4 separate regions of the Mus musculus genome follow, and regions 1, 2 and 4 are each linked to region 3. The links are chromatin loops, found by intact Hi-C in ENCODE. Cell type or tissue: heart. All regions are shown on one strand. Each heading gives the region's core, and the rest is flanking DNA. Links, peaks and the distances in the headings are about the cores only. Region 1 overlaps Abr (active BCR-related gene). Region 2 overlaps Gm46288 (a long non-coding RNA gene). Region 3 overlaps Abr (active BCR-related gene). Region 4 has its middle 6.1 kb from the start of Abr.

The links. Hi-C counts contacts between places; a loop is a spot of excess contacts. Peaks named below come from ENCODE experiments on the same cell type or tissue, not always from the same donor. Only the 100,000 strongest peaks of a DNase experiment are listed, where the experiment ranks them.
Region 1: a loop joins it to region 3, with 2.9 times the contacts of the local background. A loop is called at or near these places in 5 of 42 quality-filtered maps.
Region 2: it touches region 3 in a loop (3-fold over the local background); 14 of 42 quality-filtered maps call a loop at or near these places.
Region 4: a loop joins it to region 3, with 8 times the contacts of the local background. A loop is called at or near these places in 14 of 42 quality-filtered maps.

Annotation. Positions count from the first base shown.
Region 1 is chr11:76,508,430-76,513,429 of GRCm38, reverse strand. It overlaps Abr (active BCR-related gene), which reads left to right. Exons shown (of 23, transcript NM_198895.2): 2 at 4,358-4,542. It also overlaps the pseudogene Gm12341. Among named protein-coding and RNA genes, the nearest start is that of Abr, 60 kb to the left of the region's middle. In heart, for the core only: a CTCF peak has its summit at 2,221; DNase peaks (open chromatin) are centred at 2,899 and 4,379; H3K27ac peaks cover 1,837 bases.
Region 2 is chr11:76,641,997-76,650,227 of GRCm38, reverse strand. All of the region lies in intron 1 of Gm46288 (a long non-coding RNA gene), which reads right to left. Among named protein-coding and RNA genes, the nearest start is that of Gm46288, 19 kb to the right of the region's middle. In heart, for the core only: CTCF peaks have their summits at 2,447 and 4,050 (motif pointing right); DNase peaks (open chromatin) are centred at 2,557 and 4,067; H3K4me3 peaks cover 1,191 bases; H3K27me3 peaks cover 697 bases.
Region 3 is chr11:76,454,195-76,459,194 of GRCm38, reverse strand. Abr (active BCR-related gene) reads left to right here. Exons shown (of 23, transcript NM_198895.2): 10 at 1-14; 11 at 2,473-2,595; 12 at 2,959-3,034; 13 at 3,482-3,586; 14 at 4,605-4,679. Among named protein-coding and RNA genes, the nearest start is that of Timm22, 50 kb to the right of the region's middle. In heart, for the core only: no CTCF peak of the experiment used is centred there; DNase peaks (open chromatin) are centred at 2,764 and 4,544.
Region 4 is chr11:76,573,415-76,581,645 of GRCm38, reverse strand. It overlaps a transcript of Abr not described here. Among named protein-coding and RNA genes, the nearest start is that of Abr, 6.1 kb to the right of the region's middle. In heart, for the core only: a CTCF peak has its summit at 3,569 (motif pointing right); DNase peaks (open chromatin) are centred at 3,615 and 3,845.

The DNA of each region.
Region 1 (5,000 bases), core at 1-5,000, 54 kb before region 3:
GTATGTGCCACCATACTTGGCCTTGTAAGGATGTTTTGTCTGCATGAATGTCTGTGTACCATGTGCATGCCTGGTGCCTACAGAGGCCAGAAGAAGGTGTCAGATCCCTGGAACTGGAATGGTTGTGAGCCACCATGTGGTTGCCAGGAATCAAACCCAGGCCCTCTGGAAGAGCAGTCAGCACTCTTAACCACTGAGCCAACTCTCTAGCCTTATGCAAATATATTTCCATGAGTATTTATAACTAATTGCATATTATTATCTTAGGGCACAGTTTTGAATTATGCTGGGTTCAAGCTGTGGTGATTACTAAAATTTCTTGTACCATTTACCAGATAAACTGAGCAAGGTTGTGGTAGTTAAATACACCTTCCAGGAGCTCTGAGAATGTTCCTTTACAGCCTTAGGCTTTATTAATTAATACTATCATTTTGTGGTGCTGGCCTTCACCCTCAGGGCCTCACGCATCCTAGACAAGAAGCCTACCATTATTTTTATGTTCTTGTTAATTTGATAGGAAAATTGCACCAAGGGGAAAGGGAAAGTGGTTTGCATTTTCTTTGATTGTAGTGAGGTTAACCTTTAAAAGGCGTATCTCTGGCCATTTGCTCTTCTATTTTAAGTTTTCTTCTTCTTTCTCTTGCTCATTAGAATATGACATAATTATCTTTTTCTCACCAGCTTGTAAAAGTGCTTTATCTGGGTATCATGTGAGGAACACATAGGAGAGGGTACAGCTAGCTGGCTTTCCTCAAAGCCATGTTAAGGAGGGTCTCACTGATGGACAAAGGGCTGAGGAGAGGATCTTAGGCACCAGAGCAGCAGATGCAGTGGGGTGGGGTGGGGTGGGGTGGGGCTTCCTTGCCATATACATTATCATAAAAGTTGGTGGCTTAAAGCCACAAAAAGCTGTCTCACAGTCTGGAAATTACAGGCCCCAGACCGAGGCCTGCTGGGAAGCCCTTCAGACTTCAGGGGTCAAATTCTTGTTTGCTTCTCCCAGTGCTGCTCACGTTCTCGGGACCTTCTCTGTATCTCCCCTTCTGATTCCTAAGGACTTGACGGGATTCAGCACCTATGGGTTTTCATCCAAGATGATTTTATTTTGAGATCCTCAACTTGATGGCATCTTCAAGTATCTTTTTTTTTAAACAAATAATTTCCTATTTAGAGGTACCAGGGCTTAGGGTTAGACTCTTTGGCTATCTATTCAGACAACTGAAGGAGTCTGGAGATGATCTGACACTCCTGGGCAGGAAGACACAAGCCCATGCAGAGATTCTTCAGCTGATAAGTTTAGGCTGGTCGTACCATTGAAGTTAGCGGGGAACTGTGGGGTCTTCAGTTGGGTTGTAGCTTAGCTGCTCTGGGAAGAAAATTGGCAAGATGGGGGTTTGAGGAGATTTCATTGAGAGTGGGAAGGGGGAGTCTGGAGAGACTTGGAAGTCTCCTGTCATCTGAACTAAACACAGGTTTTAAAAAAATAGGGACTGGAAGATGTGTGTGTCTAGGAAAGAAATAATCAGAGACAGATATGCTGCCCAGACCTCTCTGTGGATGGAGGGAGGGGGGAGGGAGAGAGAGAGAGAGGAAGAGAGAGGGAGAGAGGGGGAGAGAGAGAGAGGGAAAGAGAGGGAGAGAGAACACAAAGCCCAGACAACACTATCCCCACCCCCATCTTTTTATTATGAGAACTATCAGACATGGAGAATATTTGAGAGTATCTATGGCACACTGAACAGTCCACTTACTGTTAGCTAGAGTCTGTAATGACCACTTTCCCATGGCGACTCCCTTCCACATCTATGCATCTCCCCATGCCATTCCTCCTTCTATTTTATATTGCAGACGATTCTCCTTCAGGCTGGCATGTCGTTAACAAGAGTTCAGTATTTGATGAACTGCATAAAGCTTAACCATACTAAGAGTCGGTAGATTCTGGTGAATGCGTCTGTGTACCTCAGATCCCTGCTAAGATAAGGAATGATCCCATTGGCTCGGAAGTTGCCCTGTGCTCACTGCCATCACCTCCTGGCCACGTCCACTTAGTGTTCCCATCTGAGGCCTTCATGGACCAAAGCCTGTGTGTGCCCAGTGGAGCTCCTTTTCAGCCTTTCCTAGAGGGTTGCTCTCCACTTCTTTTTCTGTATCTCTTCTCCCAGTAGAACTGTTCCAGACTCCCAGCAGGAACAAGAAAGGAACTACCTAGGAATGCTGGCAGGGGGCGCTCTGCCAGTCCTCATGTCCGTACCCTGTGCTCCCCTCATTGGCTAACATGTCCCATGAGGAGGGCCAAAGGCAGGGTGCTGGTATTTCTTTGGAGTGAGATACAGAAGGGACAGGACCGTCCTCAAAGACTTAGACAGACCCAGGTTAGAGCCTCCCCACGGTCTCAGGCAGATGTGTGAGGCTCAGGGACCTCATCTGTGAGAACTGCTTTGGAGAGGTGCTTAGATGGAGTGCACACCAGAGGAAAGGCTGGCAGAGACCTTCCTTTCCTGTGAGAGATGCAAGGAAATTGCATTAGAGGCGAGCCAAGCCATCTTCCTTTTGGTCTTCTGTGAACCATGCCTTTGGGTAGTCCGTTCATTTCTGTAATGCATGATACAGATCAGTCTAGAAGTTGGCTAAGACAAGGTCCACCATAATTCATTATTCCATACCCTTAGCTTCAGCATGACCAGGGAGACCCAGAGCCCCTGGAAGAGTAGAGAGGTCTGTGACTCTTCATGCATATGTCTTTCCTGAGGAAATACATCCTGTGTCCCCAGACAGCTTAATGGGCATCAGCTGAGCCCTGGGAGAGGAAGTCAGCAGTAGCAGGTGCCGAGAGCCCAGGGGAGGCTATCAACTGCCAACAGACAGATTGGACTGAGTATAGCCATGGCCTGGCGCCCCAGTGACCTGGTGACACCATTCTCAGGCTTCTGGCTGCCTGTGGGCCCGTGTGTTGTGACAGAGAAGGAGGAGCCAGGGCTCCACAGAGAGCTTGACTCACTGGGACCTGCCTGGGTTAGACCTCAGGCCTGAGGTGGACGGTGCATCCCTCCATTTTTTTCAGTCTGCCACCCCAGCTTCCCAAGAGCCTGCTATACATCAAGGAGGCCATGTGCTGTTGGTACTATAAACTGGGTTCCCCGGGGAACATCCTGGAGGAAGTGATGTCTGAACAGATAATGGAACAGACTCGGCCAGGCTCCTATAACATACTGGCCACAGTCCCAAAACTAGGCCTTGCCAGGGTTCAGGAGCCATACGACTGTTTTCAGCAAGTCCCGTGTTCCCAGGGTTTTCCTTCTTGGCATTCCTCTGTGGTACCAGCTACTTCTGGTCCTCCAGAGGCTGTATCCCTGGCCTCTCCTCATCGATGATTCCCTTCCAGAACCAAGGCTCAAGACAGAGGAACCTTCCACCTTGCTTGCTGTAACCTGTACTCTGACATGTTGGAAACAGCAACACCCAGCCCTCCCGGCCAGTCGCTGGCTAAGAATGATGCCTGCAGCTTAGTGAGGCTGTCCTATAACTCTTGGCAAAGCCTAGAGGTACCACCCTGTTCCATGGTTGCCTTCCCTACAGCCCCCAGGAGGGTGTCTGCGTGGGCACTGGCCCTGGTGTGGTGCTAGGAACACTGAGGGGTTAATACCCGGTACCTTCCCTCCTGCCTGCTCTGGAGGAAGCCGTGTTGGAATTATAGACATAAATGCTGGCTTTTGAGGAGCCTGCTGCTCACCAAGTCCCTGCCAGGCCTGGGCACAACCCTCTCTCCCACGCCTGCCTGCCTTGGGCTCTGTCCTGCATGCAGGGCCGCATTCAGAGGACCGAGGGCCTCCTAGGGCCCACTTTCTGGGCCCTCTCTACCCAAAATTTGCCCTGTTCACTCCCTACGGATTGAGCTCAGTGTACAATGGTACCCAAGGAGGAGGGACGGAGGAAGTGACATCGCTTGGCCCGCCCCCACCTCCTTATTCCCTATAAAAAGCAAAATGGTGACTCAGAGAGAGGAGTTGGAATCGTCCTGCCTCCCGCTCCCACTGTTAATTTTTAGACGTGGAATTAGGCAGGAGGCAAAGGAAACACAGCCCCACATACGCAGCTGACATGCTATTAGGCGGGTGGAGACAGCAGAACCGCTCCTCCCCGACTCCCAGCAGCCTCTGACGGACTCAGCAGAGCCTGTGCCTGCTGGAGCTCCCACCCCCCTCCCCAAGCCTGGCTGTACAGCCCCTGCCCTGGCCCAGGGTGCATGGTGCAGCAGGGGCCATGGCAGCCGGGGGCCGCCGCCGGCGCCCACTGCGCTACCAGTCCCTGGCAGCCCTGGTGGAAGACTCTCAGTGGCCTTTCTTGTTCCTTGTCTCAGACTTCAGCTACGGTGCGGAGGACTACGACGCAGAGGGGCATGAGGAGCAGAAGGGGCCCCCCGAGGGCTCGGAGACCATGCCGTACATCGACGAGTCACCCACCATGTCGCCCCAGCTCAGCGCCCGCAGCCAAGGTGGTGGGGACAGCGTCTCGCCCACCCCACCTGAGGGATTGGCACCTGGGGTAGGTACTCCTGTTTACTCTTTTGGGAGGGGAGATAGAATGCCATGTGCAAGAAGTGGCCCGGGGTCTGCGTAGGACAGTGTCAGCAGTGAGCTTGGGGAGGGTGGGTCTGGACTTGTGACGCCTGTCATTTGGCTTCTCTTCCACTACCTGCTGCGCTCTGCTGCCCCTCACCTGTTCCCTGCTCTGCCAGCTGTTTGTTCCTCTGCTTCCTGGATGCTCTCACTCCCTTCCAGTCACCTGAGTCTCTCAATAGGATGGGGAGGGGGGCTCTGGAAGGACCAGGCTTTTCTATCTGTACCTGGCTGGGTACACATGGCCTGTGGGACAACAAATGTCCCCACAAAGCCAGTACTGGCCTCAAGCTCCCTATGGGATAAAACATTATGTTCCCCAGGATGTGGGCCTCCAGCCCTGCTCTGTTCCACAGGAAAGGAACAAGCCTGGGTACCTAACTT
Region 2 (8,231 bases), core at 1,557-6,556, 190 kb before region 3:
ACTGAACTTGGGTCCTCTGGAAAAGCAACAAGAGCTCGTAACTGGTGAGCCTCTCTCTAGCCCTGGTGTCTAACTTCTACAAGGGTCCTGGGGATCCGAACTCGGGTTGTCAGGCTTAAACACCAAGCACTTTACCCACAGTTACCCCCAAGCAGCCCCTCTCTTTCTGTCAGTGACCCCCCTATTTGTTTGGAACTCTATGTAGACCAGGCTGGTCTTGAACTCACAAAGATCCACTTGCCTCTGCCACCTGAGTGCAGGGATTAAAGGTGTGTGCCAGTATGGCCAGCTGTTATATTTAATTTATAAACAGGTGTGAATATACGAATATGAGCACAGGAATACAGGCAGTCTCGGGTCACGCAGCGGATATGGAGGTCCGAGGAAAACGTGTGGAAATCAGTTCTGCACTCCCACCTTGCTGGCTGGAGGCAGGGTCTGCTCTCTTATTTCTGTGCGTTTGCTGTTTACTGCAGCGCGGCTGACCTGAGAGCTTCCAAGGTGATTCTCTCATCTCCCGCCTTTCTAGAGAGGAGCCCTGGGACTCAAGATGTGTGCCTCCACAGCTGTTTTGTTGTTGGGTTCTTTATTTTATTATTATTATTATTATTATTATTTTATGTGTATGAGTGTTTTGCCTACATGTAGGCCTGTGCACCACCTGTGTGCCTGATGCCCGAGGAGGTGGTGAGCCTCCATGTGGGTTCTGGGAATCAAATCTGGGTCCTCTGCAACAACAAGTGCTCTAACCACTGAGCCATCCTTCCAGCCCCCACAGTCGGCTTTTAAGTCACTCTGGGGATGGACCTCTGGTCATCAGGTCTGCATAGTTTCCATTGCTGTGAAGAGACACCATGACCAAGGCAACTCTTATAAAGGTAAACATTTAACTGGGGCTGGCTGACAGATTCCGAGGTTTTAGTCTACTATCACCATGGCGGGGAGCATGGCGGCACGCAGGCAGACACGGTGCTGGGAAGGAGCTGAGTGCTCTACAAGGAGAGGACTACTGTGTCTCACACTGGGCAGAGCTTGAGCATATATATTACCTCAGAGTTCTTCCTCCATAGTGACACATGTCCTCCAACAAGGCCACATCTCCCAATGGTGCCACTTCCTGGGCCAAACATATTGAAACAACTACAAGAGGCAAGCATGTTTTACCATGAAGCCATCTTATCAGCCCTAGTTTTGACTTTCCAAGACAGAGAGACTCATGCAGCCCTACACTGGCCTCTGTCTCCTGAGCCTGCCCTTCCCCAAGGTGTCAGCATTGCTAGGCCTGTAAACTTCTTTTCTCTATTTTTAAAATCGATTTTTATTTATGTATATGGATGTGTGTGGATGTGTGCCACAGTGTGCTGATGCTCCTGGAAGCCAGAAGAAGGCATCGGGTCCCCTGGAGGTGGGGTTACAGCAATTGTGAGCCTGCTAGTGTGTGTCCTGGGAACTAAACTCACGTCTTCTATAAGATCAGCAAAACTCTTCATCACTGAGCCATCTCCCCAGCCCTATAAACCTCTTTCCTTTATAAAGCAAGCCCATCTCAGGTGTTTTACTACAATGATGAAAATCTAATACAGGCCTGGGTCTCAGGACCACTATCTTCACAGCCACAGAGCAGACACACAACAGAGTGAAGGGAGACTGGCTGTGGCCCCTCAGAAACTAACAGCTTTGCAAGGAGGAGGACTCTGAGATCCACTAAGCCACCTCTCAGGAATGCTGGGATTAAAGGTGTGGTCCACCACCCGATAGGCTAGTGTCCTTCTTGAACCCCACAAATGAATGGAGGTAGCTTTTCAAGCTATGCTCATGGGGATAGGAATACAACTGTCCTAGTTGGCTTCCACTGTCATCTTGACACAGTCATGACTTGACACAGAGTCATTTAAGAGGGGAGCCTCAGCTGAGGAACTGTCTAGATCTGATGGTGGGAGAATGTTTTATTATTAATCAATGCAGGAGGGCCCAGCCCACTGTGGGCAGCACCAGCCCTAGGCAGGTGGTTTTATATATATATATATATATATATATATATATATATATATATATATATATATATAAAAGCTAACTAGGCATGAGACCACATGTCGGCCAATTAGGAAGTAGCATCTGTCATGGCTCCTGCTGTACTTTCTTGGGCCATGAGTTCATATCCTTGTCAGAGGTAGTATTTCATGGACTAGCAAACAGTCCCCACTTCAGGTTCCTGCCTTGACTTCCCTCAACGAAGGACTTGTGACTTGCATATATATGTAAGATGAAATAAGCCCTTAGGTTGCTTTTGGTCAGAGAGTTTTATCACAAGATCAGAAAGGAAACCAGAACAACGGAGCAAGACTTGGAAACTGCTTCCTCGAGCAGGCACACTGCTCCCAAAACCCTACAAGCCCTACAAGGCCTTGTATCCTCCTGGGTCTCATCTAGCAGTTCCTGCCTCAGCCGCACGAGGGAGCCTTTGCCACTCCCTGCTGTCTTCAAAGTCCCCAGTCTCCTTAGGACTCCAGAAAGGGGCCAGCCTTTGAGGCTCTCCTGCCATGCAGAATGAGTTCCTTCTGAGCCCTGGGTGGCACAGGAGACTGGCGTGAGCTCGGGCAGCGGGGGAGGTTTCAGAACACAAGGCTATTTTTAACCTGGCACAGATGCCCTATTCCCAGCGAACGGAGGGGGTGGGGTAGGTGGGAAGCAATCTTGCCTTCCTGACTTATTGTTGTTTCATTAACCACTTCCGATGTTGGATACGAGGGGCATCACCTGGTTTCGTGGCTATTCTTCCTTGCCACAACCCCTTCCTGCTTCCCACTGCTCAAGCAGCGTTCTCCCCGCAGGGGGCAGAGAAGGAAGGGGAGAAAACGGGATTGACCAAGTGACGGTGACTAAGGGTGAGGAAGGGGTAAGCATTCTGTCTTGTGCTGTCAGCAGTGGGAGTGGGTCCAAAAAACCACTTAGCCCCTTAAATTGCTCACTTCTCCTCTCTCTAGTGGGTGTGCTCTAAATGGCTTGGAAAACCATTGCAGCTAATCAAAGGCAGCTGGAAGAGGGCCAGGCTGGACCCAGCAGGGGGCTGAATTGAGCCCGGATCCATTATCGCTACCCAGTCCAACATTTTAGTAGTGGGTTTCCGTCTGATTTCAGAGTGAGATGATTAGGTCATTATTTGTTAAATTATACCTTTTAATTAGTGGATCTATTAAAATGAAAAGCCTGAGAGAGGCACACAAGCCTCTGGGTTTTTGTTGGGGATTTATAATTACCACTGTTTAGAAGAGATTAGTGGGGGGGGGGGGCGGGCGTTAAAACCTTTTAAGAAAATCCTGGGAACAGAGATGCCAATAAGTAAGATATGGACCTTGCCGTTGCAGCTGTCTGCATCATTATCCATTTCTCATTACTGCAGAAAATGGGGGTGAAAGGGCCGAGGTCTAGCTCAGCAGTACAGCAACTCTCAGCATGCTGAAGGCCCTGGGTTCCACCCCCAACGCCCAAAATAATAAATCAAGGAAAAGATAATCATGCTTGGCTATGGCTTAGCATTAGAACATTTGCCTTGTGAGTCCCCAAGTTCCATCCCCAGCACTTACAAAGTCTATATAAAGTCACGCAGATTCTCTCTCTCTCTCTCTCTCTCTCTCTCTCTCTCTCTCTCTCTCTCTTTGGTGTTGGGGATGGAACCCAGAGCCTTACGAATATTCATAAATACTACTGACTGCTCCTCAAACCAGTTAGTTCAGTATTTTCCAAAGAGCGCGTCCAATACTGGTACTGAGAAACTAAAGGAGATCATGATTTTGGCCAGTACAGTGAGGAGTTTTAACCCATCATTCATTCCTTATAAGTTTGTGTTCTTGGGCGGTAGGGAAGTTGCGGGTGGTTAGGGGAGCGAGATACTGGATCTGTCTATGTAGACGTAAGCCTTTGGGGAGTTTGAGTTGGTCTTTGGGAGGAACCAGCAGGGATAATATGACGATGCTGTTTGGATTTGAGCTTCCTTCCTGTCGCTGTCCAACCTAGCTTTACAGAGTCCGCTGGTTGCAGAACGGCCTTAGTCCAGCAGAGGGCGCGTCACCGCCGGTTTTTAGACGCTCTCCGCTACAGGACGACACATTAGACCATCTGTGAGAGCCCAGCAGCATGGCTCTCCTCTCCCGCTGTGTTTCTTCTGTCTCTGCTGTCAGCAAGGAAGCCGATCTCTGCACACATTTGGTCTCTCGGACTATCAGAGGCCGCGGAGGCACATGCTCCGACTATTTTCATCTTTTTACTTAAAAGCAGCTCCTCGCTGCTCGCTTCACCACCAAGGGTATCTAAGCTACTTCTAAGACTTCCAGATCCGAAAGCCTTCCTTCCAGTTGCTCTATGTTCTGCAGACCCCATTGACAGCAGGCGGGGTGCCTCTCCCCAGTCTGACATGAGCTCTTGTCCACTGTTCCTCCTCCAATCTCCCTTAGACTTCATTACCGTGTCCTGTCATGGATCAAAAACCCCACGGGCACAGCTACTAGGAGCATCTTCTGTTCTCTGTCTCCAGGAATCAGCACAGCGTTTGATACAAACACCCCAGAAATACTCAATGCACAAATGAGTGCAGTCATGTAACTCATGTAAATTCAAGTTTAGGCTCTTCTCTCTCTCTCTGTCTCTCTCTCTGTCTCTCTCTCTCTGTCTCTCTCTCTCTGTCTCTCTCTCTGTCTCTCTCTCTCTGTCTCTCTCTGTCTCTGTCTCTCTCTCTCTCTGCACTGAGCAAGCTCTCTGCACTGGGGAAGCAGACATAAAAGGCACAGTTCCTGTCCTCAAAGAGACTGTAATCAGTAGAAGGCAGACATGAATCTGGGCAACTTGAATTTCCAGCTTCCTCTGGGTTGGCAGTTAATTTCACGCCCGCCACACAGGAAGGTTGCTGGCTGGCTGGACTAACACCCCCACCCCTGAAATTCAACCACAGAACTTGACTCCCAACCTTTCCTCGGGTTCTATTACTTGAAGCCCCAGCTTACGCTCTACATCCGATCCTTCCTATGAAACAGGACCACCTTGCCAAGGTCACGCTGATTGGACATCGGGGTTTGTCTGAGTCTAGTTGTCTCACAAGGAGGAAATGAGAAAACAGCCCACTGACGGGCAGTTTGTATTCTAAAGGCGGGCTTTTGGAATTGGTGGTGTTTGTTGGAGTTTCTTTGGTTTGGTTCAGTTGAGACAGGGCCTCACACTCTATTCCAGGATGGCGTTGAAATCATAACAATCCCCCTGCTTGCTGGTTTGATGCTGCAGAATCCGAGGGTAGGCCTGGTGCTTGCTTTTGCTTTCATCTTTATGCATAATAGCTGCTTACAGGAGCAGTAAAGAAAGATGCCTGTTCCCTGTGAGGGCCAACAGCATAGGCAACGCCGCCAGCAGACAGGCATTGCTTTCAGATAAACAAATGTCAGGTCCTACAGAGGCACTTTGGGATGGGAGGTAGGGCTATCACTGTGGCCCGAAGCAACTCAGACTCATTGCTAGGGCAGAATAGATGTCCTGGAAATGATTTGATGATGCAAAACTATGGCTTCTGAACAGGGCTGGAACGTGAAATGAATCAAAGAAAAGGCCACCGTGATTTTTCCTCCCTTCACTCTTGCAACAACAAACCCAATAATTTGATCTTGACGATTTCAGAGTATTGAAATTTTACCCCAACTAAATGCTTTGCTTTTGTGGCTGACGTCGTTTTCCAACCACACAATTACACCAGCTACAGCTGTGTGCACTGATGTGAATCAAATACTATCTGTCATTTGTAGTCTGCGTCTCCTCACCATAGCCCCCAGCAAGGGTCCCGAGGAACACAATTAAACCACTCACTGGATGGTTCACAGAGCAATTCTATCAAACCTCTGAAAAGAATGCAATAGGAAGGACTGCTTAAAATGTTACAGACTACAGAGGAAAAGCCACCTGAGCACAGAACTGGTACCAAACTCAGTGAAGGCTATGACACTATGACTGTCACTTACCTCACTAATTAACAGCAGCCACACACACACACAAAGCACAAACGAACCCCCAATGCATGTTATACCACAGAATATTCTAAGTAATTTAGGGTCTTTGTATTGCGTTTATCTGAGGAATCCGAGGATGGCGCATCACAGTAAACTGCACTGTCACCATGTCATCACTTCCAACTTTGGTCATTGTATACTAACTTATTTGCTGTTTTGTTTCACTTTTGGTTGATTTTTTTTGTTGTTGTTAGTTATTGTTATTGATTTTGCATTGCTGTAATTCGAACCTAGGACCTTGTGTGTGCGGGGCAAGTGCTCTCCCACTGAGCTATATCACAGCCCACCTAGATAGTTACCAAAGTCTTTTCTATGTGTGAAAGGTTGGGAATTCACTTTGGTGACCAGAGGACATGTCATCACTTTTTCCAGAAATTTGGATACGGTTCTAAAGTATGTCAGATATAGTTGCACATGTCTGTACCCTCAGTACTCAGAAACAGGGGCAGGAAGATTGTGAGTTCAAGGCCTACCTCAGCTAAATTCATGGTCACCTTTGCCACCATGTCTAATGATCTGAGTTCAATTCCCAGTACCCACACAGTGGAAGGAAAGAATAGACTCTCAATAATTATCCTCTGACCACCACCAAATGCTCGCCACGGCACAGGTACAGGGACGGACACACACACACACGCACACACACATACACTTATCTGACCACCACCAAATGCTCACCACGGCACAGGTACAGGGACGGACACACACACACACTAAATAAATTATATAAATAAATATGTTTAAAATTTTTAATGACTATGAATGACAACATCAGACCCAAGGAACTGCAAGATTAAAAGCAGAGGTGAGATAAAGAGTTCTATTCTGGGGCTGGAGAGATGGCTCAGTGGTTAAGAGCACTGACTGCTCTTCCAGAGGTCTTGAGTTAAATTCCCAGCAACCACATGGTGGCTCACAACCATCTGTAATGGGATCCAATGCATTCTTCTGGTGTGTCTGAAGACAGTGACAATGTACTCACATATATAAAATAAATAGTTAGAAAAAGGGAGTTCTGTTCTTTGCAGGAAAATGGAACCAGAGGTAATCATATTAGTGAATAATCACTGTCTCAGACAACATTTTTCTCTCATTTGTACTTTGTTTTATTTTATATAGCTACTGAAGTGGTGCTGTCTAGGGGGAATGGGACTAAAGAAGGAAGAAAAAGGGACACAAAAAAGGAGGGTAGTAGACAGCAGGGAGCATGCCCAATGCAAAGTAAATAAGTGCATAAAATTTAAAATTAAAAAAAGAAAGGAAGAAAGAGGCTAGAGAGATGGCTCAGTGGTTAGAGTTCTTGTTGCTCTTACAGAGAACCAGATTCAGTTCCCAGCATCCACATCAGGTGGTAACAATTCCCTGAAACTCCAACTCTAGGGAATTTGGTGACCTCTTTGGCTTCCACAGGCACACACACACGTGTGAACATAACACAGAAATAAATACACTCACACACACACACACACACACACAAATCAATAAATAACAAAAATATTTTTTTAAAAGAAAACTGGACATGGTAGCTCCCACTTTTAATCTCAGCACTTGGGAGGTAGAGGCAAGGGACTTTCTACGATTTTGAGACCATATTGATCTACAGCATGAGCTCTAGGCCAGCTGGGACTGCATAGGGGAGACTGTGGTGGTTTGAATGAGTATGGCCCCACAAGCACACAGGGAGTGGCACTATTTCGAGGTGTGGCTGTATTGGAGTAAGTGTGATGTTGCTGGAGGAAGTGTGTCACTGGAGGAAGTGTGTCACTGGAGGACAGCTTGAGGTCTAAGGGCTCAAGCCAGGTCCAGTGTGTCATTTTCTTCCTGCGGATCCAGATGTAGAACTCTCAGCATGGTGCTTTACCAGCACCATGCCTGCTTACATGCCACCAGGGTTCCTGCTATGACGATAATGGACTAGACCTCTGAAACCATAAGCCAGCCCCAATGAAATGTTTTCCTTTATAAGAGTTGCCATGGTCATGGTGTCTCTTCACAGCAATAGAAACCCTAACTAAGACAGCCCCCATAGGCTCATATATTTGAATGTTTGGTTCCCAGTTGGTAGATTACATATGGGCCTTGATGGAGGAGGTGTGTGACTGGGGGTGGGCTGTGAGATTTCAGAAGCCCATGCCAGGCTCCGGCTTTCTCTCTGCCTACGGCCTGCAGATCAAGAGGTAAGCTCTC
Region 3 (5,000 bases), core at 1-5,000:
AGATCCAGAAGGAGGTAAGCCATGGCCCGGGGCGGTTTTGAACTGGGTGTCCTAAGGGAGGTGGAGAGAGGCGGGCTGCAGGCTTACAGGTGTGTTAGGGGAGGGAGGATGCAAGAATGGCAGCCCTTGCTTGTGTAAGTGCTGAGGGGGGCCGAGGACGTTAAATATGGAATGTTTCCTCAGTAACCGCGTGTATTGCACACTACAGAAAGGGGAAGCGAGAGAGGAGGAATGAGAGAGGCTCTCTTGAGAAAAAGCACACACAGGAGGCCTTGTGAGAAACTGACACGTCTAAAGGGAACTAAACAGGGAGGGGGGACCCGGGTACAGCAGTTGGCCAAAGCATGTGCTAAGAAGTAAATCAGAGTCTTGTCACACACAACGGCCACAGGTAGGTCTATGTTGGTCCACAGAGTGAATCTCTAAGCTTTTTAAAAACCTGATAGCCTGTGGGTCATATTCACAGACTTCACTGTAGAGAAATTATACAAAGTAAACTAGAAAGTTAGTATTTTAAGGAGGGGGACTCAAAATAAAAAGGGAAAGCTATTTAGAAAGTGCATAAGAAATGAAAATCAATCTCTCATTCCTCCCCCCGCCCCCCATGTATTCCCGAAAGGACTATTTTCTCTCTCCTCTGTTTCTCTGGTTTCTGTACTCTCTCTTTTACTCCCTTCTTAATCCCCCTTCTCATGTCCCAAAATAAACTTTATTTTATACTAAAAAAATAAAAATAAAAAGAAATGAAAACTATGCCTTTAATCTCAGCACTTGGGAGGCAGAGGCAGGTGGATTTTTGAGTTCGAGGCCAGCCTGGTCTACAGAGTGAGTTCCAGGACAGCCAGGGCTATACAGAGAAACCCTGTCTCGTAAAACCAAAAAAAAAAAAAAAAAAAAAAGGAAGGGAAGGAAAGAAGGGAAGGAAGGGAAGGAAGGAAGGGAGGGAGGGAGGGAAAGAAAGGAAGGAAGGAAGGAAGGAAAAGTACTACAACTCTAAGCTCATGGGATGAGGCCAAAGCGCTGTCTGAAGAGAATGTGTAGCCTTACACCTCTGTTCAAAAGCAGTGGCTTGGGGAAGGTGAGGTGTCATGGTGGGTAAAAGCACTTGCCACCAAACCTGAGGACCTGGGTTCAGTCCCCAGGCCTACACGATGGAAGAAAAAAAACCCGACTCCCTCAGTTTACCCTCTGAGCCACCTTGCTGGCTACACTGATAATGTTTAAAACTCATTTTATCTAGTCATCAATGTAATAGATGTTTACAACTTTAGTAGACAGTGCAAGAGTGATTATCAGCCACCTTACATGGTTAACAACTTGAAGTGAGTGAGTGAGTGAGTGTGTGTGTGTGTGTGTGTGTGTGTGTGTGTGTGTGTGTGTGTAACCAGAGCACATGTCCTGTCCTGTTCTGGTACTTTTTAAGCTTCACACAGAACTACACCTAGAGTTCTGGATCGTCAGATCCCCTTTAGCAGCTATTTTCTGCTCAACCGCCGAGCATGTACCTGGTATTTGGATTGTTCCTGGTTCGTTCCCTGTAGGAAGCGGGGTTTACAGTCCACATTACTTCCCTGTGTCTCTGCAGCTGTGTGCATTCAGTTAGAGCTGCTTCTGAGAAACTTGTTAGCTTCTTCCAACAGGATGTGCGAGCCACTGCCACAGAGCTGGCTGTGAGGTTTGTTAGAGTTTTGCCAGACTTACACGTTAAGGACTGGGGAGATGGCTCAGTGTTTAAAGTGCTTGCCATGCAAGTAAGAAGCCACAGGTCAGATAAAAAGGACCCATGTGAACACTGGCTGGGTGGGGTGGCCATCCTGTCATCCCAGCACTTGGAACCCCAGACCAAGTTGGCTATTGAGACTAAGCCCTGTCAGTGCACTCTAGGTTTGATTGGGAGACCCTACCTCAAAAAATAAGGTGGAAGGGGGATCAAGGGCGATTCCATCATCACCTTTGAGCCTACACACGAGCGCTCACACATATATGAACGCATGCATGCACACCACACACAGCTGGGGCTCTGTCCTGAAAGGTGTCTGACGGTTTCTAGTAGCGGTGATTGCGTGATGGGGAAGCCTTACTACCTTCCGCATGGCTGCTTGAAAGCCTCAGGACTTGTTAGGTCATTGGGGTTTCTATGGTGAAGCAGACAGGAAGTGTGTAGGACTGGGGTAGTTCCAGTACTGTTGGGGGGCGGGGCTCTGGGGGTTGGGTGGTCTAATTGTCTGGCCTGCTTGTGGGTGTCTGTAGAGGGGCCTTGGGTTAGTTGCATGTGAATGGTATGCTCGCAGGAGGGTTAGTTAGGAATTAGCTGGCTCTTGGGAGGTGCAAATCTGGGCCCTAGATACCAGTACCGCATGAACTATAGCAAATGAGAGCCTGATTAGCACACAGGAGAACGCCGTGCTTAGCACAGCTGAGTGAGATATGAACTTCGGAGGAGGGGAAACAGCCATGTCTCATCTCCTGCAGAAAGCCAACAAAGGACAGAGCCGAGCCATTGAGCGCCTCAAAAAGAAGATGTTTGAGAATGAGTTCTTACTGCTGCTCAATTCCCCAACGATCCCTTTCCGGATACACAATCGGAATGGAAAGGTCAGGAGGAGTGGGGCGGAGGGCCACCTGTTCCCTTAGCACAAGGTTGCCCACTCCCTGTGGCTTCTGGCACTGACCCATGGGAATCAGGGGCAGGGGATGGAAACCCCATTTCCCAGTCCTCAGCTACAGTCCTGGATATGCTCTTCCAGCTGTAGTAAGCTACTGCCCTCTGCTGGCCGCCATTGGCACTGCCACCGCCACTCGTTACCTGGCTTCCTAAAAAGGACAGCCCCCACCCTAACTGCCTCCTCCTTCAGTTTCTGAGGGCCTGATTGGGCTTGGATGGGGCACCTAGAGGGTGAGGGTGTGACTTTCTAGCTGTGGCCACTGCACTGAACTCTTGCTTCTCCCTCCCTCCAGAGTTACCTGTTTCTTCTGTCTTCTGACTATGAGAGGTCGGAGTGGAGAGAAGCGATTCAGAAGCTACAGAAGAAGGGTAAAGTCCTGCCTGGTTCCGTACTGCTCTGAAGGTGTTCTTGGCATCAAGGACCTTGTGTCTTTCCAAGCTTGTTACCTCCAGTGGCTCTCTTTAGCCCTCATAGTCTCCTTAAGATGCCAGGGAGGTGGCACTCTTGGGGTGTTACTCTCTGTTGAGGTCCAATTAAGCCACACAGTGAATTCATGACAGGCTATCTATGGTCCTAGGTTGGGTGTCCTTCCACTCCTTACTTCCCACTCACACACATGAGCCTCTTTGCATATATCTCTTACCTCTGACGACACCCACAGCTGTGCTCATGTGAATACCTGCAGGACTTACCCTTCGCCCAAAGAACCGACTCCAACACTAGACACTAAGCTGATTTCCTGAAGCGTCTGCAAGGATACCAGTAGGTTCTCGAACCTATAATGAAGCTCCCTCTGCTCTCGGCTTCCCCCACAGATCTCCAGGCCTTTGTCCTGAGCTCTGTGGAGCTCCAGGTGCTCACGGGATCCTGTTTCAAGCTTAGGACTGTGCACAACATTCCTGTCACCAGCAATAAAGATGGTAAGATTTGGAACTCCAGGCTGCCCAGCCAGCAGGTCCAGGTTCCCAGAGCATTCCCAGGGGTCTTCTACAGAGACCAAAGAGGCTAGGCATAGCTGCTGGTGGCTGATCTCACTGCCCAATGTGGCTGAAACTGTCCTCTTGCCAGATATACAGAGATTGTAAATGGGACATACTCTCTCCAGGGCTCAGGTTCCTTGGCCCCTATCCAGTTTGAGTAAAAAGTCTGCATTCTGGAGATGATGCTGGAACTCACCCGACCAGAACAGAAGAAGGCTGCAGGATAGGGCAAGGGCTTACCAGGGAAAGATGAGACATTAGGTAGACTAGAGAGGGATATGAGAAATCAGGCCAGCCAGGGGTTTCAGGAAAGAGATTTGGTAGGCTTTAAATGCTAAGCAAGGGAGTTTGGCAGTGGTGCCGTGATCCCAGGGGCCTAGAGAAGGCTTCTGAGCTGGAGAGCTGAGGTGAGGCTAGAGACTGGCCAGAATCAGCTCCCCTGGTATGGAATGGCATCTGCTCTGGGACCTCCTAATCTTCCTTTCTCTGCCTTCTCGATAGTGCTGGGATTACAGCATGTGCCACCATTCAGGCCATGAAAGGACTTTCGAAAGCCAGATTTCTTCAGGCTCGCCTGGGGACCTTTGTGTCCCATACAAGGCTTCCCTCAGAGCCTTGCCTTTCCTATTAGAACAAAGTGATTCAAATTAGTCTGTTTTCATTTTGAAGGATTAGGCAGAGGAGGGCAGCCTTGGAGTAAGCCGTGATCAGAGAGAGGAAGATACTGAATGCCCAGCCTAAGACATTTGTTCTATCTCCCAGTCTGAGCAGAAAGGATACCTTCTTACCTAGAGCTGCACACACTGTGGGAAAACAGTGAGCAATGGACTTGTGTCCCACTGGCCAGCAGGTGGTGCTGTGGACCACAGACCCCTGTCTGCGCTCTAGCTCCTGCCAGCCCAGGGTGGAAGAGCTGGTGAGTCTCCAACACCTCTAGCCTCCTCTTGCTCTCTTGCAGATGATGAGTCTCCAGGACTGTACGGCTTCCTTCATGTCATCGTCCACTCTGCCAAGGGCTTTAAACAGTCAGCCAGTAAGTGCCTCCTCGGGAAGAAGTTGTGTGACCACTGTCCATCTTTCATAGCAAGTCCCTGAGGTTCCACTATGCAGGACCCTCTTTCCTCAACTGCTCAGCTCTGATCTCCCCATGCTGGGGTCCTGCCAACAGGCCTGAGTTGTGAGACTTGCCTTCGAAAGCTAGAAGCCAGCTCCTCTCGGCAGGGAAGTCGCCTTCGCCATTTGTCTCCTCCAAGCCTTTCCTTTAGATCCACAGACGCCGAAACTCAAACTCAGATCTTGTGATCACTCTGTGATGCTGGGCAAGCTTTCTAACCTTTCTGAAGCTCAGCTTCCT
Region 4 (8,231 bases), core at 1,239-6,238, 120 kb before region 3:
GATATGAGTACATTATCAAGTCAACTCTGGGAGGCTTCCGGCTCTGGCCGGGGCAAAGCGGTCAACATCACCCTAGCAACCTGAATCTTCTTTCACAGATTCCCAGGGTTTCCACCCTACAGAGAGTAGAGGTTTCAGGCCAAGCGGGCTGCCTCCAGAGGCTGTGTTCTTCCATGAAAGCAACAGTTCACTTCCCTATTCCAAAACCAAATTGCCTTGCAAATTTGGGACAGGTCTAGGAGAAGGACTCCGGGCTACGGCTTCAGAAACGGAAATTCCCTTAGTGGGCTGAATCTTTTCTAGGTTTCTATTTTATTTCTATGTTGGAACCTGATTGGGTGAAAAAGAGTACAGCATAGGATGTTGGCTGCTTAGCAAGGGAGGCTGTGCATTGGGGAGTTCTTAGTTGGGGCTTCGTGTGAGCAGTGAGAGAATAATTAGAGCAGCTATTGTCCTGCCCCAAATCTGATTTTAGGTTCCCCTGGAGTCATTTCAAAGGATGTGGCCACATGTCAACCATCAAGCCCAGACAATCTATTTCCAGTTGCTGGAACCCAGATAGCTAAATATCTATACTGCTTAATTCCAGGTTCTTAGTAGCCAGGAACCATTCATTCGTTCGGTCCATCATTTGCACAACATGCTAGGGTTTGCTGAAAAGAGAACTCACTGTCTAGCAAGAGATAGCCCCGAATGGTCTTAATTAAAAAAAAAAAGTCTTTATTTTATGCATATGGGAGTTATGCCTGTGTTATGTCTTGATACCATGTGTGCCTGGTGCGCCTGGAGGCCAGAAGAGGGTGCTGGATCCTTTGGAACTGGAGTTACAGATGATGGTGAGCCACCATGTGGGTGCTGGATGCCAAATCTGGGTCCTCTGGAAGAACAGCCAGTGCTCTTAACGTCTGAACCGTCTCTCCAGGCTCTGAATGTTTTTTTTTAAGAGCACTAAAGAATTGGAGAGAGAGAAGCAGGTCTCTCTGGCTCAGTTGTTAGGAAAAGCCCCTTGGAAACAGTGGTATTTCAGTTTAACACCATAATGTAAGTAGGAGATGCTCAGGCAGAGTGGAGGAGCAGTGTTGGGGTTTGTTTTCCTGAGACAGGGTCTTATGTCAGTCAGACTGGCCTTGTGCTTATTATGGTCTTCTGGTTTCAGCCTCTCATATGAAGCAATAGTGGATATGTACCACCATGCCAGGATAGGGACAGGACATTTTCTTTAACTTTATTTAAAGATGTATTTTATTTTATGTGTATGGGTGTTTTGCCTGTATGTTTGTCTGCTTGGTGCCACAGAGGTCAGAAGAGGGGATATCAGATCCCATGGGTCAGATATTTGTAAACCAGCATGTGTGTGCTAGGAACTGAAGCCAGGCCCTCTGCAAGAGCAACAAGTGTTCTTTCTTTTTTAAGATTTATTTATTTTTATTATATTTAAGTACACTGTAGCTGACGACTTCAGACACTCCAGAATGGGGCGTCAGATCTCATTACAGATGGTTGTGAGCCACCATGTGGTTGCTGGGATTTGAACTTTAGACCTTCGGAAGAGCAGTGGAGTGCTCTTACCCACTGAGCCATCTCTCCAGCCCGCAACAAGTGTTCTTAAGCATTAAGCCAACTCTACTGCGCTTCGGACGGAACATTTTAACCAGCTGTGATGGTTTGTATTTGCGTGGCTCAGGGAGTGGCAGGATTAGAAGGTGTGGCCCTGTGGAATAGGTGTGTCACTGTGGGTGTGGGCTATCAGACCCTCATCCTAGCTGCCTGGAAGCGAGTATTCTGCTAGCAGCCTTCAGATGAAGATGTAGAACTCTCAGCTTCTCCTGAACCATTCCTACCTGGATGCTGTTATGCTCCTGCCTTGATGATTATGGACTGAACCTCTGAACCTATACGCCAACCTCAATTAAATGTTGTCCTTATAAGTGTTGCCTTGGTCATGGTGTCTGTTGACAGCAGTAAAACCCTAGCACACCAGCTATATCAACCTGTGCAAGAAGTCCAGGCAAGGGGCTGGAGAAATGGCTCACTGGTTAAGAGCACTGGCTGCTCTTGCAGAGGTCCTGAGTTCAAATCCCAGCAACCATATGGTAGCTCACAACCATCTGTAATGGGATCGGATGCCCTCTTCTGGTGTGCCTGAAGACAGCTACAGTGTAGTCATAATACATAAAATAAATAAATCTTTCATTCTTTAAAAAAAAAAAAGATTAAGTACAGGCAACTGCAGGAAGGAGCAGGAAGTGGTGTGTGTGTGTGTGTGTGTGTGTGTGTGTGTGTGTGTGTGCATGTGAAGTGATCCAAAGGGGTATGCAGGACAGGCCACAGGGCCTGACAGGTTATGAAAAATAATAATGGGTGTTAGGGTTGTATAGCTCAGTGGAAGAACACCTGCTTAGCATGCCCAAGATCCAGGGTTTGGTCCCTAATGTTGCTGAAAAGAGAGATGGGGTGGTGGTGGAGAAAAATGTGCCTTTCTCCAGATACTGCTGTAAGTGAGCCTTATAAAAGGGGAAATGGTATGTGCGAATTCTCTTACAGCATGCTGTCTGTGGCTTTGAGATGCAGGGAGACTTCCGTGAGAGCATCAGGTGTATGGCATCAGCCTAATGAGCCTGGGGCCGCTCAAACCAACAGATCCTTGACCACTTTTACTGATTTGCTACCTGTCTCGTTCTTCTTCACTTCCCCCTCCGTTAGGATCTGAGCCACGAGCAGAGGCAAGGAGATCTCTCAGATTTAGAGGCCAGATTGGTTTACAAAGTGAGTTCTAGGACAACCAGGGCTGTTACACAGAGAAACCCTGTCTCAAAAACCAAAGAAAACAAGAACGGTAACAACAAAACCCTCTTTGGTATGACAGTGACAGCTACACCTTTCAGTGGCAGTTACTCAATTCCCAGTTAAGAACCACTGTCTTGTACTGAGAGGACAAGGTTATGTTCAGCTGCATCTCAGGCTCCGGTAGCTGGCAAGCAGGGAGGTATGGAAATCTCTTCATTGAAGATGTTACTGGAGGAGACTGGACTTGGGTGACACACTTGGGAGACAGAGGCAGGCAGATCTCTGTGAGTTCAAGGCTACCCTGGTCTATAGAGTGAGTGCCAGGATAGCCAAGGATACTCAAAGGAATCCTAGCTCAAAAAACAAATACAAACAAACAAACAAACAAACAAAAAACCCAAACAAACAAAAACAAAAACTATGTTACTGGAGGGGCCGGGAGATGACTTATCAGTTAAGGGCACTTGTTGCTCTTTCAGACCTGGGTTCAGTTCCCAGCACACACATGCACACACACACACACCACACCCTTTCACATAGATACTTAAGCATATACATAAGTAAAAATAAAAACTACTCTTAAAAAAATGTTCCTGGAAGGTTTGTCTGACGGGAGAGTATTCTGCCCACTCTATTCTTGTTTCTCCTGGCTTTCTCAGACTTTGCTCACAATGGTTACCTGCAGCCCTAGATAAAGCCTGGTGGAAAGCTGAGATTTGAGTCCAAGTCCTTGGAGGCTGCCTATCTAGAACACCTTGTGTGGCTGAGGTGCCACTCTGGCCACCAGATGGCGCCCGAGAGTTCCTGTTCTCTGCCGCAGGACCAGTAGTAACAGGAATTGACTGCAGAGAGAAGTTGCCTTAAAAGAGGCCTGATGCTTAAAGAAACACCGCCACATAGCCTCGGACTGGACCCTTGAATCTGTAGAACAAGACTCTACCACGGCAAGCACCACTGTCCAGGGTCAGTGGCTTCTTTGTCTTTGCCTTCCTGGGTTTTGATTCCATCTCTTCCATGGCTCTTAGTTGCTGCAACTGTTCCTGAGCCTGAGGGGACTGGGCCAGCCAGGAGGAGGGTGGCGTCAGAGCTCCTGGCAGAGCAGGGTTGGAGCTGGGATGCATCTGCAGAACTCTGGCTGAAAGAGTAGGAAGTGCAGCCAGCTTCGGGGCAGTGAGGACCACAGAAGCACAGAGAGCCGGCCTGTGAGCGCTGGCCTCTGCGGGACTTGATTCTGTTGCCTTGGAACTAAGGAGATTGGAGCCTTTGAATTTGATGTCTGGGGTCATTGGGATTTGAGAATTCTTGTGTCTTCTTCGGGTGGCATCTTTCCAAATACTGATGGGGACTCAGAGGTAAGTAGATTGAGGGAGGGGGCTCTAGACTCTGGGGTAGAGTCTTCTTATTGACTGTAGGAAAAGTCTCCTGTTGACCCTTGGGTAGTGAGGGCTGAAAATGGTTAGTTGATGGTCATTTGAGAAGGTCTCCTCCTCAAATTGCTTTTGATTAGCCTCATCTAAGCCAGCTGCTCTACCGTGCTCTTTCTGGTGCCTGACTGTGCATAGGGCCTGGGAAATGTGTGTGTGGTGTGTCACTGCCGCTGTCTGTCCTTGGGTATTGTCCTGGTATGCATCAAGAGTGTGAATGTAGTTCTCTGTCTACATCTTGTCAGGGGTACAGACCTTTACCATGACTCAAGCTGACAAAACATCCACAGGGAAATGAGATGGGGTTGGGGTGTGTGTGTGTGATGGTAGTTTCTGTTGTCTGTAGATCTGTCTGCTGGAAAAGCTAAGAGGGTGTAAAGAAAGAGAATAAAGGACAGAATCTTGGACCAAGCCATCTCTGACAGGCAACTCATGGGATGCCTGGCCTGGGGAATTTTCTACTTAAATTGTTTTAAATTTACATTTATTCATTTATTATGTCGGGGGTGGGGGGTGGGGCATGAGTGCCACAGCACATATGTGGAGGTCAGGAGAGATCAGAGGACAACTTATGGAGAGTCTGCTGCCTACCATGTGAGTCCCAAGGATAAAACTCATGATGTTCTCAGGCTTGGTAGTGAGCACTGTACCCGCTGAGCCCTTCCATGGCTCGAGGAATTTTCTTCTTTCCAGACCTCAGAACTGAAGATGAATTTTGAGAACAGTAAATGCTACTTTGCTCTACCTAGGAAAAGGGAATGAAATAGGGTTTGAAAGCAGGCTACTTGCCAGGCATGGTGACACACATGCCTCTAATCCCAGCAGTTCTCTGTGAGTTCAAGACCAGCCAGGCCTACATAGTGAGTTCAAGACCAGCCAGGGCTACATAGTGAGAATGAAAACAAAACAAAAAACAAACAAAAAAGTCCAACCACACACATACAAGTACACACCAGGAAACAGAAAAAACAGGCTACCTCTCTCTGGGTCTCTGAGAAAGCCAAGTTTACAGTCTTTCAGGGCTAATAAGATATCTGGAGGTCATCTACCTAATCTACCTTCTGCACCTGTGAAAACTAAAGTTGGAAAAGCCTGAGTCTGGCCTTAGGCAGGTAGGCAGAGGGCTAGGGACCTGGCCTAACACAGTCATCGGATTGCTTTTCAGCTTGTCTGAGGGGTCATCTGACCTGTTGTAGTAGATGTGGTTTTGTGTGGCAAACAGTTCTCTTTTTGTTTACTTATTGGTGCCCCCTGGGAGTTCTGGAATGGCACTATCTTGCCTTTTCGTGTAGCTCCAATTTCTCCTTTTCTGGGTTTAATGCTTCCTTTATTTATTTGTTCCTTCCTAGGCCAGTATAGCACTACCCACGTGGACTTGATTCATTTTCAAGTGTTACCATCTGCTGGCTGGCCAGTGGCTTAGCCTTTCTGTGCCTCCATTTCTTTACCTGTGAAATGGAGCTAACATAGCTCCTATCTTGCTTGCTTGCTGTTAGGGTCAGGCCAGGTGAACTTTGTAAAGCATATTGAGCAGCACCTGGCAGTTAGGCACCAATCAGGGTTAACTATTTTTAATTTCTATGACTCTATGCACTTTAAAATATTTTTATTTTATCGTATGAGTGTTTTGCCTGCATGTATATCTGTGCATTGTGTATGTGTCTAGCAACTGCAGAGGCCAGAAGAGGGTGTCAGATTCCCTGGAAACTGAAGTTGCAAATGGTTTGAGTTGGCATGTGGATGCTAGAAATCAAACTTGGGTTTTCTGGAAAATCACTGTCTCTCCAACCCATCATCTGTATTTTATTAGTTTATTCTCATGTATTACATCCCAACTGCAGTTTCCTCTCCTCAGCTTTTTTTTGGGGGGGGGCGGATTTGAACCCCTGCCTCAGCCTTCTTTCTGAGAGACTGGAATCACAGGTGTGCATACACAGCAACACCTGGCTTAACATGCATTTTTGAATGACAGTCAGCTGAGCTTTTGGCATATACCTGGTTATGTGTGAGTTCACATTGCTATAATAGCACTTTTGGAAGTTTACCTACACTGATGCTTCCTGGTTGGCCCCAGCAATAGAGACACTTTCGTTTGTTTTGCTAGCAGTGGCCACTGGGTGATCAGAGACTTTTGGGTCCTTCCTGTGGTGCACAGCAAAGCTGTGTTGCTAATATGAGAAAGGAAGGAGAATGGCGATATAGGTAACATCACTGATTTTGCATCCTGGCTAAGTAGTTGGTAGACTTGAGAGCTGGTTGTTAGAGAGGCAATGAGTAGTACAACCCTGAGAATGAATAAAGGGGGGAGCTGCTGGTCTTCAGAATGGGATTTATCTCTCTTCCACTGAGCCTCTCAACTCAAGGCTGCGTAACTAACCTTAAATCCTGTGATGGGGGAGGAGCAGGCAGGTAACCATGGAGATGGGGATGAGGGGGGCAGGATAAGCTGAGTGCACAGGTTAGGGATATGGAGAGTGTTGGCCCTTAGGGCTGGACAGAGAATGGTTACTAGGGGCTTGGCAGAAGTGGTGCATCGAATGCTGATCAGTGTCTTGGAGTGCTCCACCCATCTGTACATCCAGACACTTAGCTGAATCGGGGTGTGTGTGTTGGGGGGGAGAGGTCCTGTCACAAGTATACCTCCCTGCTGCTCTGACAGATTGGGGCTGATAGCTGGAGTAGAGAGCACTTTAGGTTAGCAGGCTTTGGGCAAACTACAAAGAAGGATGCCTCTTTAACTCCTTAGTTCCCAGAGTGTATGTGTGAGTTAGGATCTTTCGCAACCTTTCTCTGCCCTCAGTGTCCCTTAATCTAACTGGGGGCTTTTGTTAGTCTCAATTCACCCAAGTGCTCCAAGACCCACCCACTTATCTCTGTAAACAGGCTTAGAATCAATCTGTGTGATGTGATTCTTGAAGTAACTACCCTTTCCCAAGACAGCGGGTCAGAAGTGTTGTTGTGTGATAAAACTTTTCCTGTGAGACACAACACACATTATTCACCTGAGACAGGGAACTAAAGTATAGATAGATACCATCAAAATCCAACTTGGTGATCCAATAGGTTTTATTGGGGGTTATTTACAGGAGTAGCAATGACTCGAAGACAGCTGCATCATCAAGGACCACCTCAGCAGGGGTGACAACTCACAGAGCTGGGAAACCTGGAGTATGCACAGCTTGCAGGGAGCTCAAAAGATGGGAGTGTCCTTTCCAAATGACTCTGGTCTAAATCTCTTCTTGCAGCTCAGTTGGCTTCAACTTCTAGCTGGACAGGTCTGAGTCTTCCTTCTGTCTGAGGGGAATTCTCAGATCTTGTTGCTTATTCTGGCAAGGAGGGGCCTAGTGAGTCTTGTTGGTTTCTGGAACTTCCTGAAAGGGTTGTAAAGTTGTTTTCCTTCCTGCTTAAGGAGCTTCCTAGCAGGATGGAATGTTTCAGTCTTGGGAGAAACTGTTACACATGAGGTGGGCAGATGGTTATGGGACAAAACTGCAAGGGCTTCCTAGCAGATGGTCTTGCATTTTCGGATCAGAAAAGATTTCCAGGGACCTTCAGTGACTTGGGTTATCAGTCAGCTGACAGCGAGGTGGCATGCATAGGATCCCAGCCCACACTATGTGGTTGGGTCAGTGAGCTGTGCCTTAGTTTTTCCATGTGGAAAATTCACAAAACCTAGAAAAGAGCTGTGCTTGGTAACACAGGCCTTTAGCCTTAGCTTTCTAAATCTCAAGATTAGCCCTCCATGACACACCTCCTCTAGTAAGACCATACTCTCTAATCCTTCCCAAACAATTTCAAGGAGCAAGTATTGGACTATATGAGCCTGTGGGGGCCATACTCATTCAAACCACCACATTGTCTCAAAAGGTAAAAAGAGAGCTGGAGATAGGCTTTGTGGTAGAGTGCATGAGTGCGGTCCTGGGTTCAATTCCTAGCACTGCATAAAGTGGGGCAAATGGAGGATAAGAAAGGAAGGAACCAGAAGTTAACAGTGGTGCTCATCAAGAGATCATCCTAGTG